Linked DNA regions of Homo sapiens: region 1 is linked to region 2. Evidence: read pairs that join two places in POLR2A ChIA-PET (ENCODE). Cell type or tissue: CD4-positive, alpha-beta T cell. All regions are shown on one strand. Links, peaks and the distances in the headings refer to the core of each region. The heading gives the core; the rest is flanking DNA. Region 1 overlaps WDR64 (WD repeat domain 64). Region 2 overlaps KMO (kynurenine 3-monooxygenase).

Region 1 (2,820 bases), core at 274-2,773, 130 kb before region 2:
TGGTCCATGATAAGTGGAGCCCAAGGAGAATTTCTTGTGTCCTACCTAAAGACACCAAGCTGGCATGGCTAGGATTTGTAATATCAACAACACACTCCTGAACAGAAACAGAAGCTTCCATTTATGACTGCTGCATGCATTTCAGGCATGGCCTCTAACTTTCTGTAAAACCTGTTAGAAATTCCAGTGTTGGCTTTTTTTTTTTTTTTTTTTTTTTTTTTCAGTTTAAGAAATGGAGGTTCAGAAGTTTACAGAGAATCCAGACTCCTTTGCCAGGCAGCATGGCACCCTTCTTTGTAGTTCAGGGTATTCAGTGCATGCAAGCAATGAAAAAGTCCAGCATTCTCCCAGCTCTCGTAAATCCATAATGAGATTCTGCAAGCAAGTCACTGTAGCTTTACAACATCTGCTGCAATTACTATTCCGATTAATGATGTGGATTAAATAAATCACAAAATTGTACTCAAACTTTTAATGTTATTTTCAACTTTAAAATAAAAATATTTTCTAACTATTTCCATGGGCCACCTCCTTATTCTTACAACTTAGGTTGTGTCCATTCTTTACATTCTCCAACAGCAGATGCTCAGAAAAACTCAGAAGCTTTTAAATTGAAGCTTCCAAGGAGTAACCAGTTTCCAAGCAATTCTCTGCAGTCAGTTTAACTCCGGAAAGCAAGACCTGGGTCCTCTTTGCTGTTGCTCAAGGCTTAGGTTTGATCCTAGTCAGTAAACATAAATTTATAATATATGAAACATATACCCAGAGCCTATTCAGTACTTCATTGAGATTTTAATTAATTGTGAAGGAAACATCATCATAGCCCTAACTTTGACTTAATTAGGAATTTTTAAAGTGTACTTACTGTAACATTGGTGCTGGTCTGAACTCTCATCTATGAACAAAGGAAGAGAATAATGAAACCTAGTTGGCACTACCATTAAAGATGAGAATGCTGACTCTAAAACAACACAGTATCTTCTTGGTTTAATCTCAGTTGTCATTCTGCCTTCCATAAGTCTCCTCCCTGTTTCTCCTTCTGAAACATCTAGCTCTGTGGAATAATGCACACTGTTTGCTGTGAGCAAGGCTTATACCTCTGTGGCTCATTGTTAAACCTGGTGACTGTGCTGTTAACACTTCACTAATCATTGTCTTCCTTCTTTATGCAAACTACATCATATTTTTTTTAGTTGTTTGGAGCAACATTTGATGCCAAAAAAATAGGAATGCAAAATAATCTAACAGCAATGGCAAGAGTAGTTACATGAATGCTAAATAGATCAATATTTAATAGAGTGATGGAGAAAAACTACCATTGTTTTGTTTAAAGTTATCTCTCCAAGTTGAGACTTAAAAGAACATTTTACCCAGTGGGCCTCCTCTTTTATTCAGTAAGCACCTATTGAGTGAATATCATGCATTGGGTACTATACCAGTTAAGAACCACAGATTTATCCCATGCAGAGAGCTACTGTATATATGAGCAGCCTTTCATACTCTTGTGGCATGGAAATTGCTCCCAAGATGAAGGCAAGTAGTTGAAGTATTTCACTGACCTTGTTTCTTTTACATGCTCAGATGGCCTTGAGAAGTATCTAGGAAACAGCGGCCCAGAAGAAACGGATTATGTGAAATAGAGAAAGTAGATCAGAGAGATCACTAAAGCTGTTAGTCATGGCTACCCACAGACTGTCTTTCATCTGAAGAGTTCAAAAAGGCTTTTCTAACCCGGGACTGACTTCTAGGTGGAAAAAATACATCGCTGTAAGAAAACCGGTGAGTAGCAGAACAGAACACCTGTGGTTTCTGTTTCTCTTTCTCTATATATATCTTTAATGGAAGTCACCTGTTTAAAGTCCTCTCAGCTTCTTTAAAAGTTTCATAATCCTTACAGATATATTTTGAATTTTTAATTTCTTACTTTGGTAAGATACTAAAAATTTACTTTTATTAATAGCATTTAATGTTTATATCACCAAGAAAATCCTGAACTATATTTATTGTACTTCAGATAGAGCCTAAATTATGAATTAATCCAAGATATTTTGAGTTGTTAATGGCTACCTTTGAATAAATTACTCCTGTGACCTACACTTCCAGCTTAACTTTTTTCACATGATGTGTCATATTTGTAAGGCTTGCAACAATCAAAACAATATTATTCCTGCTGTATTAAATCTTAAAATAATTAATTTTGGGCTGGGCATGGCTCACTCCTGTAATCCCAGCAATTTGGGAGGCCATGAGGTGGGAGGATGGCTTGAGACCATGAGTTCAAGACTAGTCTGGACAACACAGCGAGACCCTGTTTCTACAAAAAAAAAAAAAAAAAACCATTAATTTTTTAGCCATTTTTTCCTCCAGTTACATTATCTTATAAAAAACATATGTGTTTGCACGTTTGTGAGTATACACGTGCCCATCTGTAAGCTTTTGTGTGTATGTGCATGTTTGTAAAGCATCTCTGGAAATGTGATAATGCCGCCTGACTTATTTCACATCATTCTGAATGTTTTAGTATGCACATAATTATTTTCCTTCTCCTATTATTTTCTAGATACCATCTTAGTTCTGTTTTTGAGGTAATAAAGGTAACAAAAGAGAAGGGGAATAATGCACCAAGAGAAAAAGATCAAGAAGGTTTTTATATATAAATGAGGCAAATTCATTTTTGTTTTCACATTATTTGTTTATTATAGCAATGGCCAATATTTGCTGAGGAACTCTAATGATGCTAAGCACTTCATGAGTATTAACTCACTTAAACAGCAAGAAAGAAGGTCTATGATTCGGGATGAGGAACCAGGGCATGCAGAT
Region 2 (2,820 bases), core at 179-2,678:
AAGCTTTTTTAATTTTTAATTTTTTAAAAAATTTTTGAGACAGGGTCTTGCTGTTCCCCAGGCTGGAGTGTAGTGGTGTGATCATGGCTCACTGCAGCCTCAACCTCCCGGGCTCAAGCGATCTTCCCACCTTAAGTCTCCCAAGTTGCTGGGAGTACAGGCCCATGCCACCATGCCCGGCTAATTTTTAAATTTTTTTATAGAAACAGGGTCTTGCCATGTTGCCCAGGCTGGTTTTGAACTCCTGGGCTCAAGCAATCCACCTACCTTGGCCTCCCAAAGTTCTGGGATTACAGGTGTCAGCCACTGTGCTTGGCCCAAATTATGAAGATTAATTTACATGGGGAAAATATTTTCTTTCCACATCAGTCATCTGGGAACTGATAGACTTGTCATCCCTGCAGGAACACCAGAATGTCCCTTTCTAGTCTACTCCATATCTTTGGACAGTATTATATCATAACCAAATATTTGAGTCGTTCCCATCAAGTCTTACTTCTCCAATATTTAATTCTACAAGATTGATCTGATGAAGAATAAATAAGAATAAACAAGTCAAGCGCTATAAAGTGGCCTCTGTAACCAAAAAGATAATAGTAAAACCTAAAAAAGGTTAGATATATCCTTTGGAGATCTGTAAGACATTAGTTGTAGTACTGACTACCTCAGACATATTAGAAAAAAAGTTTATTTTATCTATTCTCAATACCTTCAAATGAGAATGTTTTCTACTAAGGGGGAGCCATTTCTCTATTTTGAGCATAAGAGGTTAGGTTAGGATTAAGAACTGAGGAGCTCTGACCTGCTCTGTATATTAGAGAATATTTTGACAGTTTCCAGGGCAATTTGGGGAGAAGATGGGAGGACCCAGCAAGACAAGAAGAATCTGGACATCACATTGGAGAAAGTTCAAAAGAAAAAACAGCTGAAGGAGGGAGGCCAGGGAAGGGAGTCAGAAAGGATTTTGGAGGTCAAAATTTGCAGATTAGAGATTTCTAAATTATCGCCCGTGCCATCCACAACGAGGTCTCTTCATGACCCGTAGGTCTTCAGCAGACCCATGCATCTTTTGAGTGAGTGTTGTCTGTGGGAATTGGTGGAGGAGATATATTTCAAATCCGGACCACCATGGTACACGGCCAATACCAGGTGAGAGGGAGTGGGGTACCAAGAGGCAAAGGAGGCCAAGAGAAGGTGGGCTCCCGGGGATGTGAAGAAATCCCGGAGTCATGGGAATGGCTTTGTGCTCCCACAGGCTGTGGAACTGACCAGGTAAAGCAATTTTATGCAGTTCTTAAAGGGCAAGGAGGCCGCCATATTTGACTGAGATATAAAAGTGACGATAAAGAAAAACTGAAGTATGTGGGGCCCCTATAAATTTTGCATAAACTGAGTTCTTAAGAATTGAGAAGTAGCAGGAATGATGCGGGAGGGGCCGTTTCCTCCTTGTAATGCATTGAAGGCCGCAAAAAGGGAACTCACACCAACGCTTTCACTCTCTTGGGGAATGTATGCACGCTCTTTCTCTCTCTCTCTCTCTCTCTCTCACACACACTCACACTCACACACACACAGACAAGGTGGTGGGGTGATGGTGTCATCTCCAAGTCCCTCTCCTCATTTAGCTTTTCTGATATTTGAACCGTATCTTATCTATGGATACATTACTGGTTCAGTCTCTGAAGCGGGGGCGGCTATGATGACTTGGCCTTCCTCAGGACATTCCTTGTTAATACAAGTGAACAGTGAGACGATTACGTTGATTTCACTCTCAACTCAGTGAAAGAAGTAAACACCCGGAAGCTCGTTAGAAACGTAGAACCTCCGCCTCCACCCCAGTCCTAATGAATCAGACTGCATTTTAACAGGATCCCGGGTGAGTATGAGAAGCACAGGTCTAGTTTCAATGAGAGCTCTGCTGAGGGTCAGAGACTTAGAAGAATATGAATTCTCACTCAGACGCTGCACTTCATAAAAGGAGGCATGGCTGGATAAAAATAAAGGAAGTTGGAGTTTTTCTGTTGTCGATGGATGTTTGGTGCATTCATTCTCTCTCAAGAAACAGAATCAGAAGGTCTAATTAGATAAAATACAAATACATATTTCCCCCTGTTCTGTGTGTTACTGTGTGAAAGATAGGGAAAGCACAGAGCAGGATAATGAGTCTCCTTTCATAAACTCTCCATCTTCATCTGGCCTCTGTTCTTTTAGAAATCATGTAGTACTCAAAGCATTTCTGGATCATTCCATACATTCTATTATAAGCCCAATTTTGAGCAAGAGGGTGAGTTAGGGAAGGGCAACAACATCATGAAACCTTCTAGATTGTTCTTGTACATTATGCTTGACGACAAATAAGATAGTCATCTTCTCTACCTAATTGAAAAGGAGAAAAGAAGGAAAGGCTGTCCCAGGTAGCAGGGCAGCGCAAAGGCAAGAAATGACACAATAAGAGCAGTAACAGCTAATTCTTCCTGAATGTTTATTCTGGGCTGGGGCTTGTTTTGAGCATCTCCTCTGAATAAACTTGCCAACTAGTATCTGTATTCCTGGGGTCTAGACTGAGCCAAGCAATGTCAGAGATAGGGCTGGAGAGAGAGGGGCCATCAAACAAGAGGCAAGTTCCAGACTTTGACTTCCTTATAATCAATGCACAATGATCTCCGGGGTAAACCTACCTGAGACTTTGTCCCATAGGGAATTGCAGACTTTTTTCCTGAAAGAGAGTGGATCATTCTTGCTCTCATGGGAATACCTTGGGATACAATCTGAAATGAAACCAGAAATATTGACTTCAATGACAGTAACATGGCATTATGC

What was found. Peaks named below come from ENCODE experiments on the same cell type or tissue, not always from the same donor. Only the 100,000 strongest peaks of a DNase experiment are listed, where the experiment ranks them.
Region 1: POLR2A ChIA-PET joins it to region 2 with 5 read pairs; 3 of 35 experiments call an interaction of 5 or more read pairs at or near these places.

What each region holds. Positions count from the first base shown.
Region 1 is chr1:241,676,262-241,679,081 of GRCh38, reverse strand. It overlaps WDR64 (WD repeat domain 64), which reads right to left. Exons shown (of 28, transcript NM_001367482.1): 5 at 866-895. LOC124904603 (a long non-coding RNA gene) reads left to right here. Exons shown (of 3, transcript XR_007067055.1): 2 at 1,582-1,779. Among named protein-coding and RNA genes, the nearest start is that of WDR64, 25 kb to the right of the region's middle. In CD4-positive, alpha-beta T cell, for the core only: no CTCF peak of the experiment used is centred there; a DNase peak (open chromatin) is centred at 1,711; H3K4me3 peaks cover 850 bases; H3K27ac peaks cover 1,418 bases.
Region 2 is chr1:241,550,903-241,553,722 of GRCh38, reverse strand. KMO (kynurenine 3-monooxygenase) reads right to left here. Exons shown (of 15, transcript NM_003679.5): 4 at 2,679-2,768. Among named protein-coding and RNA genes, the nearest start is that of KMO, 20 kb to the right of the region's middle. In CD4-positive, alpha-beta T cell, for the core only: no CTCF peak of the experiment used is centred there; DNase peaks (open chromatin) are centred at 1,532 and 1,792; H3K4me3 peaks cover 953 bases; H3K27ac peaks cover 812 bases.